2 separate regions of the Homo sapiens genome follow, and region 1 is linked to region 2. A link is an interaction called in ENCODE POLR2A ChIA-PET data of the cell type or tissue named here. Cell type or tissue: OCI-LY7. All regions are shown on one strand. Each heading gives the region's core, and the rest is flanking DNA. Links, peaks and the distances in the headings are about the cores only. Region 1 overlaps OSBPL10 (oxysterol binding protein like 10). Region 2 has its middle 65 kb from the start of MIR466.

Region 1 (11,550 bases), core at 1-8,000, 730 kb after region 2:
TTTCCAAATGTTCCAGGTAAGAGGGACAACAGAGCACATAAAAATGATGGCCTTTTGGCCGGGCATGGTGGCTCACCCCTGTAATCCCAGCATTTTGGGAGGCCGAGGCAGCTGGATCACCTGAGGTCAGGAATTCAAGACCAGCCTGGCCAACATGGCGAAACCCTGTCTCTACTAAAAATACAAAACAAAAAAAAATTAGCTGGGCTTGGTGGCGGGCACCTGTATTCCCAGCCACTCAGGAGACTGAGGCAGGAGAATCACCTGAACCTGGGAGGTGGAGGTTGCACTGAGCCGAGATTGCGCCATTGCACTCCAACCTGGGCGACAAGAGCGAAACTCCGTCTCAAAAAAAAAAAGGGGGCCTTTCATGGACCCTGGCCTTGCTCCCTAGAGTAGGATTTGGGATACAGCATGTCAATCTTGGATGCTGCTTGGTGAAGGAATGATCTCATTCAAAAGCCACATTGGGCCGGGTGTGGTGGCTCAAGCCTGTAATCTCAGTACTTTGGGAGCCTGAGGTGGGCAGATTGCTTGAGTCCAGAAGTTCAAGACCAGCCTGGGCAACATGGTGAAACCCCATCTCTATAAAAAATACAAAAAAGTTATCTGGATGTGGTGGTACACACCTGTGGTCCCAGCTATTCAGGAAACTGAAGTGGGAGGATCACCTGAGCCCGGGAGGCAGAGGGTGCAGTGGGCCAAGACTGTGCCACTGCACTCCAGCCTGGGCGACAGAGTGAGGCCCTGTCTCAAAAAATAAAAAATAAATAAAAATAAATAAAATCATGTTGGCATGGTGATCCAGGGATGTACAAAGGCAGAACTTTTTGTTTTTTTAACTATCACAACTGACACATAAATATTTTTGTTCTTTCCAAAGAAATAACCACAGAGACTCCTGACTTATTGTCATTACCCACAACCTTTGACTCAGTTACGATAAATCCATCTCCCCTGAGCACAGTTATGAGATCTGGAAACAGCTGAAAGCAACCCAGAGCCACAGTGGCAGCTGAGGCAAGGGAACTGCACTGGCGAACACCATTTTTAGTCAAAAATGAGAAAAGACTATGAAGCAGGCAGACCTCTACTCTACTGTGGCTTATAACTTATTCTGAAGGCAATTCCAGAAAAGGAGCCTTGAAATATTTTGAGCAATGGCAGCACTGTTGTGAAAAAGAACCTTGCCATTCGTGGAGATATGTACTTGGAGATTCCTGGGGTTTTTTGTTGTTATTGGTTTGTTTTTGTTTGTTTGTTTTGGTTTGTTTGTTTTTTGAGGAGTCTTGCTCTGTCGCCCTGGCTGGAGTGCAGTGGTGCAATCTCGGCTCACTGCAACCTCCGTCTCCGGGGTTCAAGCAATTCTCCTGCCTCAGCCTCCTAAATAGCTGGGATTACAGGCACATGCCACCACGCCTGACTAATTTTTGTATTTTTAGTAGAGGGGGGGTTTCACCATGTTGGCCAGGCTGATCTTAAACCCCTGACCTCGTGATCTGCCCACCTCAGCCTCCCAAAGTGCTAGGATTACAGGCGTGAGCCACCGCACCCGGCCAGATTCCTGTTTTTAAAAATGCATCTTTAAAGTCACATTGTATAGAGTGACACTGAAGTATGGTCATTTGTTTCTTGGTTTATTGTGTGTGCACCAGCTAAGAAGGAAGAAAAAAATTAAACGTGTGCTATGTCTTAGCCTTTGTAGCCATTTGCAAGGAGGGGTGCAGTAACTCTCGGGCCACCAGAATACCCTTGTGACCACAATGTTAACTTAGAGCTAAAGCGTGACTTTGCCACTAAACATCTTTCAGCCCCTGAATAGCCAATTACCTGATTTACTTTAGCTCTGGCCTGATTTCTACTAATATTTAGGGCTGAAGTAAATAATGAGTGAAGTATTACTCTTGCAATTGAAAAAAGTTAAAAATGCACAAAATGACAGTACACCTCACAAATTAGTCCTTAAAAATATCTTCTCTGACAAATCTAGTTTGTATGTTTTAGGCCTCACTAGATCCAATGTAGTAACAACTGTCAGATATATGGTGTGTTATGCTTTTTAATAATATCAACTGGTATTGCGCACATCAGGACTTCACAGAGGTACATATGCAGGAGGACAAGACTCAAAAGAAATGCACAAAAATCAGTAACAGTTGTATTAGGATGGGAGGACAAGGGCCCATTTTTTTCCCAAAAAAAGTCTTTATATTTGTTATGTCAACTTTTCAATAACACAAAGCATCTTTCTCACCATGGATGCTACATTTCAACTGAGATGTTTATGTTCTGAATACTGGATTCTTCTCTCTCTCACACAAGAGCCAAGGGTGTTTCGGCTTTGTGTTCCAAAAGCCTCTAAACTAGAGAACAGGCCTTTGAGCCAAATCCAGCCCACCACTTATTTTAGCAAATAAGGTTTTATTGGAACAGAGCCATGTCTATTTGTTTACATATTGCCTAGGGCTGCTTTTATGCTGCCATGGCAGAGTTGAATTATTTACTATCTGACTCTTTACAAAAAAACCTTTCTAACCCCTGTACTAAACCAAAGAGTAAGCACTCCAGCACATGGGAAACTCATTAATGCACCATGGAAGAGACTCCCAAAGGTCAAATGTCATCTCTAAAGGGTCAGGGCCCTAGAAGACACTTCCAGTAATTGTGATCCAAAGTAGCAGTTCAAGAGTGGAGACGCACGCAATGGAATCACACATGCTGCATTTGCCAACAAGCCAAGGTCCAGGCAAGAACAACTCTCAATTAAAGAGTGCTCTGTCCTAAAGAAATGCTACGAGATATCGGCTCACAGAGAAAAGTCTCAAATTTTTAATGCAGTCTAATCAAATTTAGCCAGGTCCCTTCCTGAATTTACAAGTCCACCTTCTCTTTTTGCAGCACTATAAACAGTGTACTATCTACTGATAGATCAGAAGCAGTCCTAAAGGCCAGTTCTGTATTCATAACCTGGAAAATAAAATAAAAGCAACTTTGTCTACTGAAAACTACTGTTAAACCCAGTCTTTTTGCTATATATCAGAGGAAATTAGCATGAGACTCAGAGATAAGATATCCCAAACACAATCTGTTAATACCCCAGGATCACTGGGTTCAAGGAAGAGCTCTCTGCACATTTTGAAGTTTTCGCCATCACTCAAAGCAGCTAATACATAAGCCAGAACATCAGATGAGTCTCAGGGCATCAGCTAGATAATGAGAAGCCAGCGGGTATTCTTTGCTATATAACAAAACACAAGGCAAAAAGACCATTTTTAGCATCACCTTTCTGGAGTTTTTCCAAAACTGACTGAGAAGCATATTCTGTTTCTTGTTCTAACTCAGCGACAAACTCCGTGTGTAACTTTGAATTAAATGTCATCTATTTGAGGCAGTTTCCTCACCTGTAAAACAGAACTTGGGCAAGTTCACCTGAGCACCTTCAAGCCTCAGAATAATGCTCCATGAAAGAAAATGTTAGCCTCCCTCTCCCCTTGACTAGGTTATTTTGGTTTATTGTGAAAAACACTTGCAGAAAAAGGATACAGGAAAAATGCCAAAATTATTCCTGGATTGTGACGTGGCCACTGTGCTACTTAAAATCAGGTTCTCTCAAATGCAGAAAATGAAAGTTGCCTATCAGTGAAGAAAAACAAAACTCTCCCTCTTAGGTCTGATGTACTCCATGGAAAAATGTCCTTCCAAACTCCCTGAGGCAGGGAAGACTATCTTAGCACTTTGCTGAGTGCTTAAGAAATTACGTACCGAAAAACTTCCCTGATCTTGAAGCAGCTCACAGTCTGGGAATCTGGCAGATAGGGAGTCTCAGAGATCGCTTCTGAACTTTTACCAGCCTCCCAAAACAGCACCTCATCCCTGGGCCCCTGGGTGCCAAAGGAATCCTTCAAAATAAGGCTGGATCCAGCCACACTCCGCTTGTCACTCAGACCCTCAGCTTCCCTCACCACGTTCAGTAATACAATGTGAAATGAAACAAACCAGAACCCTGCATTCAGGGTATTCACATTCACAATAACAAGGGCATTTGCATCAATTAGGATTATAAACAGACTGTGGAAATGAGATGCAATAGGGGAACCAGTTTAAATATTTTGTTGTCTGGCCAAATTCCTTATTCAGATCCAATTGACCTAAATGAGAAAGCAAGGCTAAAATGGACACCAGAAGGTTGCAAGCTAGTTTACATAACACAGGCCCTCCCCAGCTTAAACTATCCATTTCCAAGTAAAAATGGAAGTTAACCCTTTCTCCTCTACGTCTCTCTCTTCACAAGCTCAGAAACCAGAAGAGCATCTCTGAACCTTCCCCACTCTGGAAACTGTTGCAAGAGACTGTGCAACCCACTTCTCCCTCAAGGCCATCAGCCATGTGCCATCTGTGCCCCTACCCCACCCTACAAATGCTCACCACCAGGAGAGAATTACCAGCACTCTCTCTTACAGAAAAACCATCCTCTTTATCCTCTTTAATCCTTATTCCTCCTTTAAAAGGGAAAATAGATTACAAGGTCTAAAAACCTGACCTACAAAGGGTTAAAACCAAACTGCTTGAACCTCAAAGCTGCCCAAAAAATGGTGTAAACCACCTAGCAGCTCACAAATTCCCCAAGGGACCTCCTTCTGTCAATGTTTAACCAAGAAGCTACAGCCTTTTTTTTTTTTTTTTTTTTTTTAACTTGCCAGAGCCATTCTACATCAAATATTCTTCATGTGCAACCCACTCCATAAAGAATGAAGCTATTCTATAACAAATCAAGTTCTGAAGCTCTCCAAACCCACTCTTTGGCTCAACAATCAAATATGGAGCACCACCTAAGCAAACACGAGCCCTGTACTGTCCTTGTGGGTGAGGCTAGATCACGAGTCACCAAACAAGAATGTGGTGGTAGAACCTAAATTTGAGGGATCTGCAGTGCCCAGGAAGCCAGGGAAGGCTTCAGGAGAAAAGTGAGCTCCCAGGGCTCGGAAAGCTAGCGTCTCTGATTTTATTTTAGTAGACAGATACTATTTTTAAAATGTAAAGTATCATTAAAAAGGCTGTGCATGTGTTGGAGTAGGGGAGACATGGGAACTCTATATTTCCAATTTTGCTGGGAGCCTAAAACTGCTCTATTTAGAGAGTGTGTGTGTTAATAATGTTAATAATGCTAATAATGCTGGGAGGGGGCTGGGCTAATTATTGGTGTCTTTTGACATTTGTATTTTATTTATTTATTTTTTAGAGACAGGGTCTCACTCTATTTCCTAGGCTGGAGTGCAGTGGTGCAATCATAGCTCACTGCAGCCTTGAACTCCTGGGCTCAAGCCATCCTCCCATCTCAGCCTCCTGAGTATTAAATTTCATTTTAAATGGCATATATTCTAGTGTATAATTATAATCTTTACAGAAATTAATTAATGTACACCAGCAGATGTTCCTGTTATATTTCTAAAGGTTCCCTTTCAAGATAATTGCTATTAATTACATTTAAATAAGTTCTCTAATTTTGGCATCACCAGTTTTGTTTTGGTTTTTTTTTTTTTAAGAGTTTTTTTTGGCAGAGGGGAGGGTTGCTTTTTTTTATTTTTATTTTTTGAGACGGAGTCTCGCTCTGTCGCCCAGGCTGGAGTGCAGTGGTGTGATCTCAGCTCACTGCAACCTCTGCCTCCTAGGCTCAAGCAATTCACCTGCCTCAGCCTCCTGGGTAGCTGGGATTACAGATGCCCACCACCACGCCCAGCTAATTTTTTTGTATTTTTAGTAGAGATGGGGTTTCATCACGTTGGCCAGGCTGGTCTTGAACTCCTGACCTCAGGTGATCTGCCCACCTTGGCCTCCCAAAATGCTGGGATTACAGGTGGGAGCCACCGCGCCTGGCCGGCATCACCAATTTTGGATTCGAGGTCCTGTAGCCTACTATTAACACAGATAACAACTATAATTCTGTTGAATAAATGATTTTCTAAGCAAATAACAACAATAAAGTTATTTCATGGGTATAGTTTCAATTTGGGATGATAAAAAAGTACCGGACATGAAAAGTGGTATTGGTTTCACAACAGTATGAATATACTTATGCCACCAAACTGTACACTTACAAATGGTTAAAATGGTAAACTATATGTTCTACATATTATAAAAGTAATGAAACACTATTTTTTTTTTTGAGATTTCACCATCTTTAAATGGGAACCAGCACAGGAGAAGTGCCATAAATACTCTGCCTGATTCCAGGGGGCTTTTACCCGCAAGAAATGTACAGTTAGGGTTTCAATCGCTCCCATTACACTAAGTTGTAACGCAAGCTCCCTGAGACAAAACTTTTCCATTTGGCTGTTTTCACAAAGACCACAGGAGCACATAAAGTCTTGTCTAGGGGAGCAAATCCAAATCACTTGGGTGCAAGGTAAATGCACAAATGGGAAAAGCCAATGCCAAAATCACTGCTGCTTTGATAGCATTCACTAAACAAATATTGAGTACCTACTATGCGCCAGGCACTGTGCCAGAACTTAGGTCTAATGCCTGATCTCCTGGATCTTGCAATACAATGACTTGCTTTCAATCAAAAGACTTCACTTTTGTGGCAATTTCAAATAATATTACAGGAAGTGGTGTGACTCCTGTTTCTCAAAGGAGCCATGTGTTTCCTTGTTTTCTGTTTTTTTAAATGTGTACTTTGAAATGACTCAAACTTACCAAAGAGTTGCAAGAATATGACAAAGAACTCCTCTATCTCCCTTCACACAGATTCAAAAATTATTGATGTTTGCGTACATCTGCTTTATCATGCTCTCTAGCCATCTCTCCCCTCCCTTCTCTCCCTTCCCCGTCCTTCCTTCCTTTCCTCCCCTCCACCCACATCCATCCATCTCCCTCCCTTTCCCATCCCCTTCTCCTTATATAAAGTGTTTCCTCAACCATCTGAGAATGAGTTGTAGACATCTCCCTTTATTCTTAAATATTTCATATTTATGTATTTATGTATTTTCCAAGAACAAGGACATTTTCTTATAGAACCATATGATGATCAAGTTCTCACAGTTTAACACTGATTAAATACTATTACTTAATACTTAAATGCTGCCAGTTCTTCAAATGATGACAGCAGGAGTGATGCACAGATTCTAAAACAATGATTTGAAGGCTCACTCTTCAAACACCAAATGGACTAAAGAGACAACCTGTAGAGACACACCCACCCAAAGAGGCGCCTGGCTTGCTCCCTTGCTATCCATAGGACATTTCGTAGAGGACTCCAGGCAGAAGAAAATTCTCATTAAAATTCCTTCCCTTATTACTTAATGAAGCTCCCTAACTGGAACAAATCACATTTAACCTGATTTCTCCAAGATATGACTTAGTCCTATCTAATTTTGTTCCATAGTCATGAAATCTCTGGATAAAAATGCTTTCTTGTAACAAAATTCAGCAGCATCACCTTCCACACCCTCCCAATTAGATTTTTTTTTTTTAATCTCAAGGTCCTGGGCTCAAGCCATCCTCCCACCTCAGCCTCCCGAGTAGCTGGGACTAATGACATGCATGACCACACCTGGCCCCAATTAGAAATTGTTCTAATCTCAGTAGCCCTCCTGCTCAGCATCTTCCATTCAAAGCAATATTTCCAAAGCACATCCAAACCAAGAGGGAATGTCTTGGGAGACACAGGTAAATCTCCCTATTGAGATGGAGGTGGATGAACCTGGGTTGTCTAATGATTCCTTCAATATAGCTGTCAGATGTTTCTCCAATGATTCCATCTACCCAGCACTCTTTTTTTGTTGTTCATTGTTTGATACAGGGTCTCACACTGTCACCTAGGCTGGAGTACAGTGCCTTAATCTAGACTCACTGCAACCTCTGCCTCCCAAGTTCAAGCAATTCTCCTGCCTCAGGCTCCCGACTAACTGGGACTACAGGTGTGCACCACCACACCTGGCTAATTTTTGTACTTATGGTACAGACAGGGTTTAGCCAGGTTGCCCAGATTAGTCTCAAACTCCTGGCCTCAAGTGATCTGCCCGCCTCGGCCTCCCATAGTGATGGGATTACAGGCGTCAGCCATGGCACCTGCCCTACCCAGCACTCTTAATGGGTAAGCAGTGGTCTCAGAACCTCTTTCATCAGCATCCATCCACTCATTAGAACCAATATGTATTTCCTTAGATCAATCTTCACTTGACGAGGTAAATAACATCTTTACATTAAGTCTGAGTTGGAGTCAATTAAATTGTCTGAAAAAGCATCTCCAAGTAGTCCTGAAGCTGATTTTTAGGTATTTACCTAAAATAATGATAGGTGTGCCTCATAAAATGAAATAAACAACACCCTGGCCTGAAATACTTGTGTGCTTTCAAACAATGAACAAACATCAAGTTCTCATGGCTCATCATTTAACTGACTTCATGTAGCAATACTCAGGAAAATTAAATGTAAAAGTAAGTTAGTCTGTAAAAGAACACACAAATTCAGGGGAAAATCTGAATATGAATGGCTTATGAGCAGAGGGTGTACTTTCTTTCCAGACCACAGCTCCAAAATTATCAAATAAAAATTTTTAAAGTCAGTCATGATATAGAACTGAACATTATCAACTGAATCAAACTGACATTTATAGCACAATTCATCCAATGACAACCAAATACATATTCTTTCAAGTATACATGGAACAATCATCAAGATAGAACATATTCAATGTCATAAAACAACCCTTAAAAAATGTAGGCCAGGCGGCCGGGGCGCACTTTGGGAGGCCAAGGTGGGCGGATCACGAGGTCAGGAGATTGTGACCATCCTGGCTAACATGGTGAAATCCCGTCTCTACTAAAAATACAAAAAAATTAGCCGGGCGTGGTGGTGGGCACCTGTAGTCCCAGCTACTCGGGAAGCTAAGGCAGGAGAATGGCGTGAACCCAGGAGGCAGAGCTTGCAGGGAGCTGAGATCGCACTACTGCACTCCAGCCTGGGTGACAGAGCAAGACTCCATCTCAAAAAATATATATATTATGTATAATATATAATATAAAATATATATTATATATAATAGATAATATATAATATATATTATATAATATATAATTTATATAATATATATTATATATTATCTATTTTATATAATATATAAAATAGATAATATATAAACTATTATATTATATAAATTATATATTATATATTATATAAATTATATATTATATAATATATTATATAAATTATATATTATATAATATATTATATAAATTATATATTATATAATATATTATATAAATTATATATTATATATTATATATTTTATATAATATATATTATATAAAATATATAATATATTATATAAAATATATAATATAATATATATTATCTATTTATATAATATATATTATATTAAAAGATAATATATATTATATAAATAGATAAGATATATTATCTATTTATATAATATATATTATATAAATATATAATATATATTATATAAAAAGATAATATATAATACATATTATATAAAATAGATAACATATATTATATATTATATAAAATAGATAATATATAATATATATTATATAAAATAGATAATATATATTATATATTATATAAAATAGATAATATATATTATATAAAATATAATATATATATATATAGGCCAGGCTCAGTCGCTCATGCCTGTAATCCCAGCACTTTGGGAGGCCAAGGTGGGAGGATTGCTTGAGGTCAGGAGTTTGAGACCAGCCTGAACAACATAGCAAGACCCCATCTCTACTACAACAACAACAACAAAATTATGTGTGTGTGTGTGTGTGTGTGTGTGTGTGTGTGTGTGTGTATTCACACTTCTAAATAATTCATGGGACGAAAATAAAGTCTCAAGATAAATTACAAAATGGTTAAGCTGAACTAAAATAGAAATACAACATATCAAAATGTGTGAGTGCAACTAAAGCAATGGTTAGAGGGAAATTTATAGCACTAAATGTTTACATTAGAAAAGAAATGATAATTTAATAATTTAAGCATCTGCCTTAGGAAACTAAAAAACTATATATAAAGTGAAAAAATAAAAAATATTAGAATAGAAATCAATTAAATTGAAAACAGAGAAAGAATAAAGATCATAAATGAAACAAAAAGTTGATTCTTAGAAAAGATCAATAAATTGACTGACCTCTAGCAAAACTGATAAAAACAAAAAGAAACACGAACAAGTTACCAATATCAGGGAGAAGAAAAAGGGGCCTCATGAACATTAAAAAGATAATAAGGGAATACTAGAAGCAACTCTACATACCTAAATTCAACAACTTATAAAAAATGGATCACTTCTTTAAAAAGCATGAACCACTCTCAGAAGAAAACTCTCACAACCATAAGAAAACAAACAACCTGATTGAAATCCAATTTAAAAATGGGCAAAAGACTTAGCTAAAGCTAACCTTACTAAACACGATATCTGGATGGGAAATAAGCACATGAAAAGCTGTTCAGTGTCATTAGCTATCAGCCAATTACAAATGAAAACCATGACACACATTTACTAAAATGCCTAAAATTAAAAATATCATAATACCAAGCGCTGACAAGGATGTGGAACTGGAACTTTCATGTGAGTATGAGCAAGTTCATGGACAATCTCTGAGGGGATTTTTTTTTTTTAATAAATGGTTAAAACACATTTTACTACACAAATAACAAAGATTTAAGCTGTTACTTCTGAGCATAAATAACATGTTCCATGAGATAATGCAAGACAAACCAAATCAATCTTGCACATCAAAACCAAGGTCAGGAAAAAAAAAATCCCATTCCCTCACTGAGACATCTTTCCAGCTCTGGACAGGAATGCAGAGAGCTCATGCCACTCCAGGTTTTTTGTTTGATTGTTTTCTGTTTGTAATTTTTTGTAGAGTCTCACCGTTGCAGGGAGCTTGCCATTGCCAGGGCTGGTCTCAAACTCTTGGCCTCAAGCGATCCTCCTGCCCTGGCCTGTAGTAGCCCCAGCCACTTGGGAGGCTGAGGCAGGAGGATCGCTTGAACCCAGGAGGTTGAGGCTACAATGAGCTGTGATTGCACCACTGCACTCCAGCGTGGACAACAGAGCAACACCCTGTCTCAAAAAAATGAAAAAAAAAAGTTGCTTATAAATGGTAATTCATTATAATTTTCCTATGTTGGAGTAATGAGGAAACAAGCAATGTTTCCCACTTCATCTCATTTATAAATGAAAGAGACAGTTGACATTTATATTACGATGAAACAACTTAATAGGGAAAGGATAAAAACAGTGAAAGGATAAAAACAAATCTCCCAAACCTTTGGTTTAATGGTCCTTTCATAAGCTGCAAATATGCTGGCTTTACCTATTTGCTCACAGGCACTCACACACTCAGGCAATTTCATTGTAGTTAATCTCTGGAATTGCCTAACAATCATTTTTATCACACCTGGGCATCTTCTAAACCAGTCTGGATGAAGCTTCAAGAATGGATGCTTCAGTGGCCACATTAGAAGACTAGAATTAAGGCAAATTGGATAATGTTTATTAGATATATGCTCTATTCGGTG
Region 2 (16,489 bases), core at 5,068-13,067:
CTGTGTGCTCTTTGGGGCCTTGCAGGCACTATGAAGATGAAGAGTTTGCCTCTTTCCTCTAGAAGAGATTTGTAAAAGCAGTGTTCACTGATAGACACAACAGCTCATAACAACAGCAGCAACAGGGTCAACTTCCACTTATTAAGGGCATAACATTTATTTGCATACCAAGGTTAACAAATCACTTTTACTTCTTTTCCATTTGGTCGTCCTGCAGCCCAAGTGAGTACTATTTTTAATTCCATTTTACAGATAAACAAGCTGAGACCAAGAGAGGTTAGACATAATGCCCCACAAGCCCTCAAATAGCAGGCAAAAGAATGAGGTCTGGATTCTCAATTCCACATTCTTTTCTCTTACCACACTCCCCTATTAATAAATAGCTTGTTTGTCTGAAGGATAAATGGAAGCTAATTTATAAATTCTCCAGCTAGCTTTTCTTGCCCCATATTGGTGTTTAGAGCCACAAAACCACACATCCACATTACATAGAGTGGTGTAGAAATAATTTTTAAATAATCACATTATTAGTCTTTGAGAAGAAAAACCTGCCATGAATAAAGAGATGATTTCACAGGGTCCAGGGTAATTGCAAGCAGCTGTGGACTTAACCATGGTAGATAATCCAGAGATAAAAGGTGCATTCTTTTGAGCAGTTGAGGCAGCCAACTTCTTTCATCAGTGCCTGTAACTTCTGCAGAAGGAAACATTCAGATCTCACCACAAAAGAGCAGACCTTCACTGGGTCATCTGTGACACAAACTGACAGTCAGGTTTTTATCAACTTCTCACCACAACATGGAGACTTTTAACCACAGATGTCCGATTCACATATAAAGCTCTCAACCCCACCAGACAAGAACCACTTTCAAATGTAATAAATAAAAGAATCACTTTCAAAATAAGAAAGTGAGGCATGGAGTACAACAAATACAAATTGAGCCAGGCACTATGCCAGGAGGGGGTCCCTGCCCTGAAGGGGAAGATAGGGCCATGGTTCTTAAGCCTGGATGTTTAATAGTGTCCCCTCAGGGCTTATTAATATCCCAACACCTAGGTCTCAATTTATTGATAATTGATTTTTCTCAAATAATTCAGAAACTCTGGGAGTAGGACCAGACATTAATATTTTTTACGTGTTTCCATTGCGCAGCCCTGCAGTTGAGAAACACAATTATAGTGGAATCCAAAGTGTTACGAATGTATTTGGTAGGATCACTTGAGACCCTGGTTGAAAATGCAGATGCATGGGCCCTGAACTATAGCTCCTGAATCAGAATTTCTAGAAAAATGAGTTGGGAATACACTATATTTTGAAGAAGAGCCCAAAGATTGTTATGACTAGAGAAGTTAGGCAAAACCTGACATTGTCTTCAAAAAATAATAATCAACAAAGTGAGAAGACAAACTATGGAATGAGTGAAAATATTTGGAAATCATCTATCTGACAAGGGGTTAATATCCAAAATATATAAAGAACTCCTACAATTCAACAACAACAACAACACAGGACAAAGGACTCGAATAGACATGTCTCCAAAGATGATATACGAATGGGCAACAAACATATGAAAAGATGCTCAACATTCTTAATCATTAGAGAAATCAAAACCACAAAGGTAGGAGATATCACTTCACACCTATTAGCATGGCTGCTGTCCAAAATCAAAAAAAGAAAGAAAAAGTAAAAAATAACAGGAAATGACAAGTGTTGGTGAGGAGGTGGAGAAATTAGAAACTTGTACACTGTTGGTAGGAACGTAAAATGGTGTGGCCACCATGGAAAACAGTATGGCGATTCCTCAAAATATTCAACATAGAATTACCATAAAACTCAGCAGTTGCACTTCTGGGTATATATCCACAAGAATTCAAAGCAGGAACTTGGAGAGATATTTGCACCTATGTTCATCACAGCATAATTCACAGTAGCCAAGAGGTGGAAGCAACCCAATTGCCACTGATAAATGAGTAGATAAGAAAATGTGGAATATACATGCAATGGAATATTATTCAACCTTTAAAAAGAAGAAAACCCTGTCACATGCCACAGCATGCATGAAGCTTAAGGACATTATGCTAGACAAAATAAGCCTGTCACGAAAAGACAAATACCATATGATTCCACTCATATGAGGTATCTAAGTTAGCAAAACTCATAGAAACAGAAAGTAGAAAGGTGGTTGCAAGAGGCTAGGAAACGGGAGATGACAGAATGGTTGTTCAATGGGTATGGAGTTTTGCTTTTGCAAGATGAAAAATTCTAAGGATCTGTTGCACAATATATAATTAACACTACTGAACTATACAATTAACAATGGTTACAAGGGCTCGGCGCGGTGGCTCATACCTGTAATCCCAGCACTTTGGGAGGCTGAGGCAGGTGGATCACAAGGTCATGAGTTCAAGACCAGCCTGACCAACATGGTGAAACCCCATCTCTACTAAAAATACTAAAAAAAAAAAAATAGACAGACATGGTGGTGTGCGCCTATAATCCCAGCTACTCGGGAGGCTGAGACAGGAGAATTGCTTTAACCCGGGAGGCGGAGGTTGCAGTGAACCAAGAACACGCCACTGCACTCCAGCCTGGGGACAGAGCAAGATTCCATCTCAAAAAAAAAAAAAAAAAAAATGGTTACAAGGATAAATTTATGTTATGTGTTTATTACCACAATTAAACATTGAAAGAAAATCTCTTTATGTTAAAAATCTGATACTGTCTAACACTTCAACAGTTTCCCTTGTCCTGTCTGTCTTTTTTGCAGCCCAAAGAGCAAAGAACTTGGGGTTTCCCAGTTTTCTATTCTGCAATAATAAAACAAAACAAAAAACGGGTAAGCCAAAATAAAAACCATTTTTCCAACTGCTTTCTAAGGAAGAACTTTCTCAATTATAGAAAGTTCAGACATGACTATAAATCTAGACAAGCCGATACATAGATTGCTCTGATTAAGAGAGGAGAGCTTTAAAAGTGTGCGGGATGGGAAGTCCTTGGATACTAAGGAAAAGAGGTGCCAGGAGCCTGGGCCTCATGTGGGGTCAGGAGTGAGAAGGGTGCCCCAGGCCATTTGTGGGGACCAGGACACTTGGGGGATGACATACTCATTGGGAAGAAGTAACACTGCACTGGATGTCATGGAATGTGGGATGAAGGCCTCCTGCACTGCTCCTATACTGTCCTTAATAAAATTTACTTGCTCACTCATCTTTCAGCATGTCAGAACCTTTCTGTGAAAAGTGAAGAACTGCACCACACACTGGAAGGCACGGGGCTCAGGCAGATGCCCAGCCTAGCCCAGCAAACAGCACTGCTGCTATTCCCATCCGCCACCATATTCTCCAGAGCCCGCCCCTGACCCAGGTCTGTCCTCTGCCTTTCTCCCCTCTGCTCTGTAACCCATATGGCCACAGAAGTCTCCTTGCTCTCTGGCTTCTGACAGGGGCCAACTAATGTGAACTACTAGAAGGAAATGTGAGGACAGGAGAAGGGAGTGAGGCCAGGATATTCTTCAACGAAACCCTCCCTCCTTCTGCACCACAGTTCTGAAAGTGGCTGTATCTTCCTGTGAAAGATGGGCAGCCCCTCTTCTATGGCTCCATTTCTCATGGGGCTCCCATAACACTGCCTGCTGCCCTTGTCTCTTCAGGTCTAGGGACAGTCTAGGCTCCTCCAATGCTAGTCTCTGGGGGTCTCAGCATCCCTTGGGTCCCCTGAACCCTATGCACACCTCTTACAGTATCATTTTAAAATTATCTGCTGTTTCAGTGGAATTCAACTTCCTTCTGGGACCCTGAAACCTTCTTGTTTGTGGGGGACAAAAAGGAAAGAATTCAATTGAGAAGAATGTAAACTAGCCAAGCTTACCATGAGTTCTTAAGAGACGGTTGCACCCAAGCATGGTCATGATCAGCACCCGTCACTAACACAAGTGCAATAATAGGAACACTTGAATTACATAATCCCCTGCCCAGAAAGAGTCCAAGATACTGCTTGTGTTGGGATTTCCTGTGCTTAAAACACAGAGACAAAAGCAAAAACATCCACACTGCTTGATTGAGATACCAGTGTCCCCCAAGTCTTATAAGACCTTTCAGAGAAGCTCCTGGCAGGGCCACATGTTGGCAATGCTTTATTTCAGTGGTCCCCAAACTTTCTGGTACCAGGGACTGGTTTCATGGAAGACAATTTTTCCACGGATTGGGTAGTGGACGGCGATGGTTTCAGGATGATTGAAGTGCTTTACATTTATTGTGCGTTTTGTTTCTATTATTATTACGTTGTAATATTTAATGAAATAATTATACAACTCACTGTAATGTACAATCAGTGAGAGCCCTGAGCTTGTTTTCCTGCAGTTAGGCAGTCTCATCTGGGGGTGATGGGAGACAGTGACAGATCATCAGGTATTAGATTCTCATAAAGAGTGTGCAACCTAGATCCCTCGCATGCACAGTGCACAACAGGGTTTGAGCTCCGATGAGAATCTAATGCTGCCCTTGATCTGACAGGAGGTGAAGCTCAGGCGGTTATGGGAGCAATTGGGTGTGGCTGTAAATATAGATGAAGCTTCACTGGCTGGCTGCTCACCTCCTGCTGTGTAGCCCCAGTTCCTAATAATTCGTGGCCCAGGAGTTGGGGCCCCCTGCTCTATTTGACTCTTGGGGGGTGGGGAGGAGAAATCCCCTGGAGATACTAGAAGGACAGAAGGAGAGGGTAAATGAGCAAATAGTGAGAGGAAGGCAGCTAAGTTCTAGGCAATCACAGTGGGAAAGTTGAACACTTTTAATCACAGACTTCTTGCCAGAAACTGTTAGTTAAACTTCTGAGCTTTCAGGCTGAACTTGGAAATGACCATATTATCAGGGATAAGTTCTCAGCAATGTCATGGAGAAATCTGTTCAAAAGGTCTTTTCAGGGCCCTGCAGGGTTGCAAGTGTCTCTGAACAACTAGCAGGAGGAAAACAATAACCAATTCCCATTTCCCCACTCCCAGCCCATCGCTCAGACTCAGAGACCTCTGTTTTCTCAAGCCCTATCAAGGATTAGAGAGGTCCAGAGAAGGACAAGAAAATATCCAGGGGTTTCCAGTAGGAGAAAAGGCAATTTCAGAACATTCAGGGAAGGAGATTGTTTGAGCTAAAGAAAAAAAAATAAAATAAAAAATAAAAAATAAATAAATAAATAAATAAATAAATAAATAAATAAATGAAATTGAGAAATGTAACCAAAGGGTGGGATAAAATCCAAATTGGTAGCCAGAAAGTAGGTGAGCTGTGGAAATGAACAGAATCATGATGCGTAAGTATTAAAATGGACCCAAAGTGGCATAGTCACTTTGTCTCTGAAAGCCACTCCACTACGTCCCATTTTAGGCAGAGAGGTTAAAAAGAAAGTCTGGGGGTGGCTCTGTGCTTTGGAATTAAAACAGCATCTGCGATATTATTAGCTGGGCCAAGATATGCAGAAGCTATCAATCTTTCTGCTTGGGGGAATAATTGATTGCCAAAGCGGCCCAGACAAGCTGCTTCTCCCTCCCTGAGGTCTGGCCCTGAGTTCAGCACAATTAACTAAGTGCTTCTGTGCTGGAGAAGGCTGGGAGCACAGTTGGCTCCCTCTTAAGCATGAGGTGCTTAAGGAAGGAGAACTCGGCTTTATACCTGTCCCCAACTGGGACGAACACCATCCACTGATATTTCTTGTGAGTGGAAACACTGAGGGGTGGGACTGGGCTCTTCTTTAGGATTTGGGAGACTGGTGAAGCTTATAAGCACCTTCCCTGAACAATGTTTTTATGAATATAAAATAAATACTAAGGATAACAAAAGAATACAGCTAACAAGATATTTAAAAAAAAATTGGTGATGTACTGATAGTTGTGTGTCTTTATTAAACGTTAATAAGATATAGTGGTGGGTGCAATAACTTAGACTTATGGAAGTAATGAATATTTCAAAATATCTACAATAGCTGTGTGGTATGAAAATATCTGTATAATATGTGCTGAAACTGCTAATTCTTTTTTTTTTTTTTTTTTGAGATAGAGTCTCACTCAGCTGCCCAGGCTAGAGTACAGTGGTGCAATCTCTGCTCAGTGCAACCTCCGCCTCCCAGACTCAAGTGATTCTCCTGCCTCAGCCTCTCAAGTAGCTGGAATTACAGGCACGCATCTACCACACTCGGCTAACCTTTTGTATTTTTAGTAGAGATGGGGTTTTGCCAGGTTGGCCAAGCTGGTCTGGAATGCCTGACCTCAGGTGATCCACCCACCTCGGCCTAACAAAGTGCTGGGATTACAGGTGTGAGCCACTGTGCCCGGCCTGGAACTGTTTTATGGTGGGTTTCTCACCTACATTTATCACAGAAAGAAGTGCTAAGTTTCATTCGGATGTTCGTGAAAATAAATAATTTTTTAATCCAAGTTTATAGATCCCGGACTTCTCTCCATGTGCCTCAGGTTAAGCTTTAAAGGTGTGTGGGATGGGAATTCCTTGCATACTAAGGAAAAGAAGTGCCAGGAGCCTGGGCCTTGTGTGGGGTCAGGAGTGAGAAGGGTGCCCCAGGCCATTCTTGGGGCCCAGGATGCTTGGAGGGTAACACACTCATTGGAAAGAAGTAACACTGCACTGGAAGTAAATTGTAATTTAAAATGACAATGACCCTCTCCCATCAGAGTGAGCTCTACATGAAAATACACATTCACCTTTTTTAATTTAACTGGGCTAGCAGCAAATCCCTCAAACTGCTGGCCTTGAAAGTCCTGAAATCTGGAATGAAGGGAAAGAATTATAGACAGACAGTAACTCCTTTCAGCTCCAAATCCATCCAAATTAATTGTTGTTCATCCCTCTTCCCTGCTGCCACACAGAAACAGACTGCACCACTTCCCCCTCTTTTCCTTGGTTCTTCCTCATCCCATTAGCGTTCTCATATGGGGGTTTGGAATAGATGGCTACTGAGTCCATAGAGCTCACTAACTACGTTGTGAACAATCTAGGACTTTGGGATGGTTTTACTCAGTGACATGATCAGGTTTGTATTTCAGGACAATCACTCTGGCTTTAAGACAGAGAATATGACTCCAAGCCAACCACCATATACCATCTCAGGGCCAACATCCTTGTCCAAGTCACCACCCACTCTTGCCTGGGTTGTTGGAGTAGCTGGTTAACTGGTTCATCTTGTCCTTTCCTGCTGGCCAATTCTAGCCTGCACCTGCTTTTGTATGGTCTGTGAGCTAAAATAACTTGTGGAAATTTGTTTTCCCTCTTGTTATATAAATACCTTCATAATTAGTACCTCGATTTTGCTTCCTGGCCCACAAAGCCTAAAATATTTACTATCTGACCCTTTATAGAAAAAGTTCGCTAACCTCTGCCATGGCATATCAGTCCGATCCAGCCAGGAAACCAGGAACCGTTTGCTCCACTCACATGGGGGGAATTTTACTAGAGAATGGTTTAGCCAAGGGTTATAATAACTGAGGAGACAAACAGAACACAGTGAGGCAGCACAGAGATTAACAACTGCAGGAAGCTGCTACCATCCTGCAGTTGGAGGAATATGGGAGGATGTGGTGTAACTAATCAGGGCCAGGAAGCTGCAGGTGGCCAACAGAACTGAATGATATGCTGCTACGCAAGAGGTGCCACCCAGTGAAGTGGTGGGGGTGGGGGGGGCCTTAGGGGAGAAAATCCTGGGTCCTCACTTCCTCTGACCCCCAATTTCATAGCAATACTTCCTATCGGCTGAAGCTACCTGGAGAGTTATTGTCAAGGGGGCCTAGAAAATGTAGTTCTCTGAAATACAGAACACAGCAAGAGAAGGAGCAGGCAGGAAATTGATATTAGAACAAACAGGCAAATGGGCAGCTCACTTAAAAACTGAGGATAACACTTGGCTTTCAAATGTTCTCTAAGAGCTGGAGATGATTTAAGTAAGGGCTCTGTGTTTCATTCCTGGAGCAGAGCAGTTAATGTTATTATCCTCATTATTACTATTATTAGTTAACTTCTACCCTGCACTTGGGTTCCCTGTATTGAGTTGTCCAAGCTAAGCATGATGTTGTGGCAGAAGATGGAACTGTAATTGACCTGATTTACCCAGAAATTGTGAGGAATGGAATGAAACTGGACCACATTTATAACTTCCACACATATGGGGCTGGGCCCAGGAACGTGCACCAACCTCCATCTCCCATCCAATGAAATCATTTCACATCACTTATTACAGTCCAGAAGGATCGTGAGATTAGGAGTTTGCTGTTGCAAAATGCACTCAGAGATGCTTTGTGCTAGTGGGGACTTTTTTTTTCTAGAAGTGTGTTTGTATGTTGTTAGGAGAGACACACTTCTGTCCACCCATGCATGCTTCTTCCTTTTTTATAATTGTTTGCTGTGCCAACCTGTAAAACCACAAGCATAACAGCTTAGTTTAACAAGCTTCCTCTTTTAAATGCCAGCCAATGAAATCAATGATGGGTGTAATAAGATGAAGAATGTAGCCAGTAGGGAAAGTTTCTGCCATCTTAAATGTCATACACAGAGATGAAAAGATGCACAGACTGAACGTGCATCACCAGCTCAGGACGGCCACCCAAGAAGAACCTTGGGAACTGGTTTTTTGGTAAATTAACCCCTCTGATTACTCCTGGTTTAACTCCTTGCCATTTGAGCACTAAAACCCCAAGCCTAAAAGACTTTAGAAGTTTTAGGTTTACAGAGAAATATGTGTCTTCTTCAGCTGCCCCTAGAGGTTTATTTCACCTCACTCTGCCTCTCTCGACTTATCTGTTAGGGTTCAGGCATGGTGTGGATGGCAGCAACAAATAAATGCATGATTAGGTCTTACAGTCAGCCGCCCTCTGATTCTGCTTCTAATATACCCATTTCTGGGTTAAACTTGTAAGTATCATAATCAAAGCTATTTAAATTGAACCAAAGACTTCAACTGAGAATAACATTAATTCTTCCTACTCAGTTCTTATATTAATTTCCAGAACAGCCTTCTCCTGAATTCCTCAAGGGCTAGTTGGGCTTGGGATAGGCTTCTGGGGAGCTGAGGGTAGAAGGAAAAATGGTTCTTATCCTAAGCTAGTGTTACCCAAACTTCAATTATTCTCAAAAGTCTTCAAGATCATTGTTATATCCAAATGTCACTTCTACACTTATTTACTTCCCATTTTACTTTTAATTAACCCATATTTTTTATTTAAATTCATTGTTGTTGTTGTTGTTGTTGTTGACAGAGCCTCACTCTGTTGCCTGGCTGGAGTGCAGTGGTGCTATCTCGACTCACTGCAAGCTCCGCCTCCCAGATTCATGCCATTCTCCTGCCTCAGCCTCCCGAGTAGCTGGGACTGCAGGCACCCGCCACCACACCGGGCTAATTTTTGTATTTTTAGTAGAGACAGGATTTCACCATGTTGGCCAGGATGGTCTCGAGCTCTAGACCTTGTGATCTGCCCACGTCAGCCTCCCAAAGTGCTGGAATTACAGGTGTGAGCCATCGTACCTGGCCTTAAATTCGTTTTTAATGAAAACTTTCTATTAGTTCCATAAATGAAAAAGTGGTATCACTTGCCATAATAAAAGAGAACCATGAAAGAAAATGTGTTCTTATGTGGCCCTGGGATGTTATTGGTAGGCCCAAAATCTAAGGCCCACTCTCTACATTAGAAAGGAGAGAATTAGCAGGTGTCAAGAGAGCTGTTAAACACATGCTGGCACAAAAATGAAATCTTTTTTCTTGAAATATTCATAAGGGTCTATGGCCATACCACCCTGAAGGTACCCAATCTCGTCTGATCTCAGAAGTAAGCAGGGTTGGGCCTAGTTAGTACTTGGATGGGAAATAATCAGAAGGATCAAAAGATAAATGAAAAGGAGGCCATTTCCTTCTCTGTGTGATTCAGTGTTGTTCATTGTTGTGCCCATACACTACCTAAATCATAGTATGGGACACATGAACAGCTCTATCATTTGAAGGGCCCATTGCAAAATGAAAATGTGGGTCCTTGTTTAAAAAATTATTAATATACTCAAAAGAAGACACACAAATGGCAAACAGGCATATGAAAAGGTGCTTAACATCACTGATCATCAGAAAAATGCAAATCAAAACTACCATGAGATATCCTCTTACCCCAGTTTAAATGGCTTCTATCTAAAAGTCAGGCAATAACAAATGCTGGTGAGGATGTGGAAAGAGAACCCTCGTCCACGGTTGGTGGGAATATAAACTAGTACGATCACTATGGAGAACAGTTTGGAGGTTCCTCAAAAAACTAAAAATAGAGCTACCATATGATCCAGCAATCACACTGCTGGGCATATACCCAAAAGAAAGAAAATCAGTACATTGAAGAGATACTTGCACTCCCATGTTTGTTGCAGCACTGTTCATAATAGCCAAGATTTGGAAGCACCTAAGTGTCCATCAACAGAGGAATGGATAAAGAATATGTGATACCTATACACAATGGAGTACTATTTGGCCATAAAAAAAGAATCAGTTTGGGCGCAGTGGCTCACGCCTGTAATCCCAGCACTATGGGAGGCCAAGGTGGGCAGATCACAAGGTCAGGAAATCGAGACCGTCCTGGCCAACATGGTGAAACCCCATCTCTACTAAAAATACAAAAATTAGCCGGGTGTGGAGGTGCGTGCCTGTAATCCCAGCTACTCAGGATGCTGAGGCAGAAGAATCGCTTGAACGTGGGAGGCAGAGGTTGCAGCAAGCTGAGGTCACGCCACTGCACTCCAGCCTGGCAACAGAGCTAGATTCTGTCTCAAGAAAAAAAAAAAAAGAAAAAGAAAGAAAGAAAAGAAAAAAGAATCAGATTCAGGCATGTTCAATAACATGGATGGAACTGAAGGTCATTATGTTAAGTGAAATAAGCCAGGTGCAAAAAGACAAACATCACATGTTCTCACTTATTTGTAGGATCTAAAAATCAAAACAATTGAACTCATAGACGTAGATAGTAGAAGTATGTTTACCAGAGGCTAGAAAGAGTACTGGGGGCATGGCAGGGGACGTGCAGATGGTTAATGAGTACAAAAAAAACATAGAATGAATAAGACCTAGTATTTAATAGCACAACAGGCTGACTATATTTGACAATAATTTAATTGTACATTTTAAAATAACTAAAATAGTATAATTGGATTGTTATAACACAAAGGATAAATGCTGAGGAGATAGATACCCCAATATCCATGATGTGATTATTAAGCATTGCACGCCTATATCAAAAGAACTCATGTACTCCATAAATACATACACCTGCTATATACTCACAAAAAATTAAAAATAAATTTAAGAAAATTATTAATAGTTTCAAGACAGTAACAGAAGAGCAAGAACCCAAGCACTGAGCCCTTCTAAGTGTAGGACCTCACACCCATGAAGCCAGCTTTGATGGTGCATGCCCCATACTTTGTATATTACAGAGAAGGCAAGCATCCAAGGGAATGAGTACATGTGAACACCCTGTAGGAAACTTGAAGGGAAGTATGGAGGGCCATCAATGCTACCTGAGGCAGGAAACAAAGCCAAAGTATGGGACTAATAATTCTACGTCATACTGATGAGAAGAACCACAAGACAGTCAGGTCAGATACAATAATGAGGCATGTGGCTGGAACTATTGCCTGGAACTGTTTGTGATTTCGTTTTAGAAAACCAGTTTCCTGTTTTTTAAATAGTCAAAGTTAGAGTTGAAGAAGATGAAGGAGATAGTAATGTCATGACCTGATATATCTGGCAGCATCCTAGCAAGAAACATCCAGGGTGCTTAAAGATATAGCTGCAGAAAGTTTACTAAAGGGACAATACACAGAAAAGTGTAGGCAGGGTTACAAGCACCAAAAGGGACAATCACACAGAAGCACTAACAACAGCAGGAAGCTGTTACCAGCCCTAGACCTGAAGGGGCAAGGGGAGGCAGTGGTTATTGGAACTTAGAAAGGACTGAACTCCTGGGAGAGGGCAGGCTCACAGGAGCCAAGACCTTAGGGGAAGAAATGCAGTCACTGCCAAACCACAGCCCAGTAGGGAAGGGGCAGGAATAATAAATGCATCAACTTATTTATCTTCCCAGGACCTCCCATTGACAGAACCCAACCCAGAACAGGAGGGCAATAGATCCTGGATGACGCAGCCCAGAAGTCAGCCTCCTGGGGCACAGAGCAGGGAGGACAAGGAGGGAGATGGGCCTGGAGGGCACCTGGAAATTAATCAGCACATCTGGTGACATGTATCTGTGGAGGTGCTGGGGAGTGTGTGAGACTATTGGGGGTGAGGGTCAGGGGGCAGCGGTGGGGTCAGTGGGGGGTGGGGGGGAGGCGGGGCGGTATTTAAGAGAGTAGCTGATTGCACCCAGATTTTGGACTAGGCAAACTGGGTGAAAAATGACTCCATTCACTGAGCTGGGGAATTCAGAAGAGGAACATCTGGGGGAGGAGTTTTGGCTGTGCCATGTTTGGAGGCATAAAGGACATCCAGGGAACAGAGTAATCAGGACTGGCACTATAGAACTGGAGGTCATGGATCTGTAAGAGGCAGTTGAAGTCAGTGGGAAGACCAAGGACAAAGATCCAGCAACACCAACATGCAAAAGGAAATTGGGGGGAAACTAAGGAGTGGCCAGATGGGTAAGAAGAAACTGAAAAGAGTTGTTGGAGGGAGGGGGGGCAGGGTGGAAATATTCAGCCAAGATAATTTCCAGAGGGAGTGAGCCTTAAGTCATTGTACAAGAAGCCATTAAGTGGAATCCTGCATTGCATAGGTGTCTGGATAAGATGACCCCTTAGCCACGTCCCATCCCTGTGTTTCCACTATGATCAGAGATGAAGTAGAGCAGCAGTTCTCAGCTACCCCCTACCAAAGTTCCCAGTCTGCCCCAAAGACGGAAGGCAATGCCTCAAACACCACAATCCCCAACTTGGAGAAACCACCTCTGGCTTCCAACCCTCCTTGCCACCAATCTCTCAGTTTCTTCTGAAGCCAGCACAGAGGGATTAGCTGAGAAGGTTTGTGTTGAGGGGAATGGAGGCCCAAGAGAAAATAGGAGGAAATGAATCTCCCTTGGAATCCTTGAGGCAAATCAGGGCTAACACTCCAGCCACAAGCTGCAGTAAGTTTGGCCTGCTGGTCAGCTATGCAGGACAGATAGCAAAGAAGCCAACTCCTCTTGTCAGCCCCGAGCAGATGCCGAAGTTCTTCTGCAGACCCAGCTCTCTGCTACCTGCCAGTCCACGCTGCTGTCCCTCTCCACCCTTGTACTACCCTCTTCAGCCACACAACCAAATTCTGTGATTTCCTCTCTCCAGGGCATGTTTGCCCTCATCTGACTTGATGTTGAGGGTGTAGTCCCATGAGAAACTAAAGGGAAATAAGGTTAGAGAGAGCTTCCTCTGACCCTCCGCCCTCACCCCACCCCTCACGGCCAGGACAGCCCCATGCCCAGGTGTCACACAGAGGCCCCCCTCCAGCTCCCCTGCATGCCCTCGGTCTCTTTTTCAGGGAAAGCCATGGTTGAGCTGACAATCCTGCCTCTGAAAAGCCTTAAGTGCTTCCTAGAAGATGCATCTGACTTTCACCAACACTAGTGGCTAGCACTTCCGCTTCCACAACCCTGTTGCCTCTCCAGGAAAAGCCTCTTTAACCAAGACCGCCTTAAGCCACTAGCCGAATGAGGCCAGTTCCTCTCAGCTACTTCTCATTTGCCTTCTGCCTGCCCTGTCAATGGCATTTGCCAGTGCTCAGTTAATGTTTCTGGAACTCTGGAACTACAGTTTTCTTATTCACTGAGGTAGCCAAACTAGAGTGCTTCCCAAAAGCGCTTCTTCTGACTCTCTACTAAAACTGTCTTTAATCGTCTTGCCTGAAAGTCATGGTACAATACCAGATGCTTCAGGGAGAAATGACTCATAACCCCTTCCCTTAAGAAGCTCATAGTCTTGGGGGAGAGACAGGGAAGTGCGCAGTAACTCCATTAGAAGTTATATGAGGAAGTATGAAAAGATTACAGAGGAGGAAGCCATTAAATCCAACTAGAAACTGTTATTTCAATAACAGCTACATTTAATACTGAAATCCTGCTATTATGCACCAGACTATGTATTAGCTAACTCTTACACCCCATGATGTAGCCAGTCTTATTAGCCTCGTTGTATACATAAGGGAGACAAAGAAAGGAAACTTACCAAAGGCTACAGGACACCAAGTAAATGACACTGGATGCAGACAAACCCCTCCCACTCCAAAACCTGTGTTTATTACCATAGTAGACAGTAACTGGACCAACACTGGCATTTACTGAACACTAGACACTGCCCCATGCATTTAACACACATAAAATTTGGCCAGGTGCGGTGGCTCACGCCTGTAGTCCCAGCACTTTGGGAGGCCAAGGCGGGCGGATCACGAGGTCAGGAGATCGAGACCATCCTGGCTAACATGGGGAAACCCGTCTCTACTAAAAATACAAAAAATTAGCCGGGCTTGGTGGCGGGTGCCTGTAGTCCCAGCTGCTCCGGAGGCTGAGGCAGGAGAATGGCCTGAACCCGAGAGGCGGAGCTTGCAGTGAGCCGAGATCGCGCCACTGCACTCCAACCTGAGAGACAGAGCGAGACTCCATCTCAACAACAACAACAACAAAAATACACAGTGAAGAAGGTATTACTTCAATTCTCCTTTTGCAAATAAGACACTGAGGTTCAGAGAAGTTATGTAACTTGTTCAAGATCTCACAGAAGCCAGAATTCAAATGCAGACCATAATTACCACACAATTTGGCCACCCTGTTTAGAAGACATAACGTGTGAATGACACCATAAAGGCTGTTAGAAAAGAAATATGTTTTCTTAGTTTGAGTTCCTCCCAATAGCATGACCTGAGACAAGAATCTAGATGCAGGTAGGTTATTTCTAAGGTGATCCCAAGGAGCAAAGAATGGGGTACAGCAACAGAAAAAAAAAAAGACAAAATAAAGGTTTATTGTGGGGGTTGCCACTGTGCTCTCACAAGGAGAGGTGAAAGAGCATTTCCCCAGAGTTCTTCTGCCCCCTCTCCAATGATGTATGGGTCTTCTGAGCTCCCTCAGGCATCCCTGGTATCAGGGAATCCCTGGGACAGAAAGCAGAAATATAAGATATGTGCTGGAAGCCAGACACTCTGGGCAGGAAGCACAAAGCTGGGCTCTGAACTGTGCACCCCAGCCACAGCTAAAGTCAGAGGTGATGTGGCAAGCATAAGAGTCTAGCTCCCAGCTGTACCTGCCTCACAAGGGGGCAATGCAGTGGGAGGGGACACTTCACACGCAGCAGGCGGCAGGACTAGGGCAGGAGCGTGAGAGCCATGCATGTTCTACCATGCACTTATGAAACGTTCCATTGCTCCTCTACTGTATCCCCAGCAACCTCCACCGCACTGGGTTTACAACTCTCCTCTTGAAATTATAGAAATAAACTCTCGGTCAGTGCAGTAAGCTGAAGTGAAGCAACCCTTGATTCCAGAGGCCAGAGGCAGCTTCCCCTTTCTTCTATCCAACCATGAAAAAGCAGTCCTCTGCCTTGTGCAGTGGTATTGCTGGCTCTCAGTCACTAGTATTTTCTGAGGCTAGCAGTATAGAATTGCAGTTGAATGCTTGAACTCTGTGTGTCCTTGGGCAAGTTATTAACCTCTCTGAACCTCAGTTTGTTTCATCTCTAAAGAAAGACACAGATACTTACCTAGTAGAGTTGGGTGAGGATTAGATGATATTCTGGCTGTGATGCATTTAGCACAGTACGTGGGGTATAGTGAGCATTTAATCAAGAATTGTTGTGCATATTTTAACATTTCTGAGTCAATTCACTTCAGCATCAAAGGGGAGAACTAGAGGCAGTTACTTATCATTTAAAGAAAGAGGATAATATAATGCAGACAGTGCTAGACTTGCTGGGTGAAAGATTTCATTTTCCAGCTTTAGGATCTTAGGGCCAGTAATCTCTCTGAATTTGGGTTTTTCTATCATAAGTGGAGATAACCATTTTTTTCTACCTCAAAACATTGTTGAGGCTCAATGGTGATCACAAATGTAAAATGCTTGTAAACCCTAATGTGATATAAAAATGTTATTATTGTGATTATCATAATGATAAGAATCAAAGCTTCACTCTCCCCAGCACAAGTATATACTCGCTCTGTGAGACTGACTGCTCCTCAGTTGCTGGAACAAGAGCAAGGCATTTTCACCCTAAGGTCACTGCCATTGGAGGGAGTGTGTGATTAATATCAGAGACACTCTGTAACAGCTGCTCAGGGTGAGCCACTCATACCATCAGTGTCAAGGGCTGGGCTGCTAATTTATTTATGTATGAAGATGACAACCAGGGAAAGCAATTAGGACTTGGGCATCTGTTGTGATCCTCTCTCGCTGGACCTGTGGCAGTGGGGCACCACAAAAACCTTAACAACAGTTGCTAACTGCTAAGTACCATC

Evidence for each region. ChIA-PET counts read pairs that join two places held together with the same protein. Peaks named below come from ENCODE experiments on the same cell type or tissue, not always from the same donor. Only the 100,000 strongest peaks of a DNase experiment are listed, where the experiment ranks them.
Region 1: POLR2A ChIA-PET joins it to region 2 with 13 read pairs; 3 of 35 experiments call an interaction of 5 or more read pairs at or near these places.

The regions. Positions count from the first base shown.
Region 1 is chr3:31,956,381-31,967,930 of GRCh38, forward strand. All of the region lies in intron 1 of OSBPL10 (oxysterol binding protein like 10), which reads right to left. Among named protein-coding and RNA genes, the nearest start is that of OSBPL10, 19 kb to the right of the region's middle. In OCI-LY7, for the core only: no CTCF peak of the experiment used is centred there; DNase peaks (open chromatin) are centred at 3,185, 4,291 and 4,611; H3K4me3 peaks cover 4,780 bases; H3K27ac peaks cover 7,464 bases.
Region 2 is chr3:31,218,950-31,235,438 of GRCh38, forward strand. It overlaps the pseudogene RNA5SP127. Among named protein-coding and RNA genes, the nearest start is that of MIR466, 65 kb to the left of the region's middle. RefSeq lists an enhancer at 8,233-8,322. In OCI-LY7, for the core only: a CTCF peak has its summit at 8,754; DNase peaks (open chromatin) are centred at 7,152, 7,592 and 8,452; H3K4me3 peaks cover 2,952 bases; H3K27ac peaks cover 5,885 bases.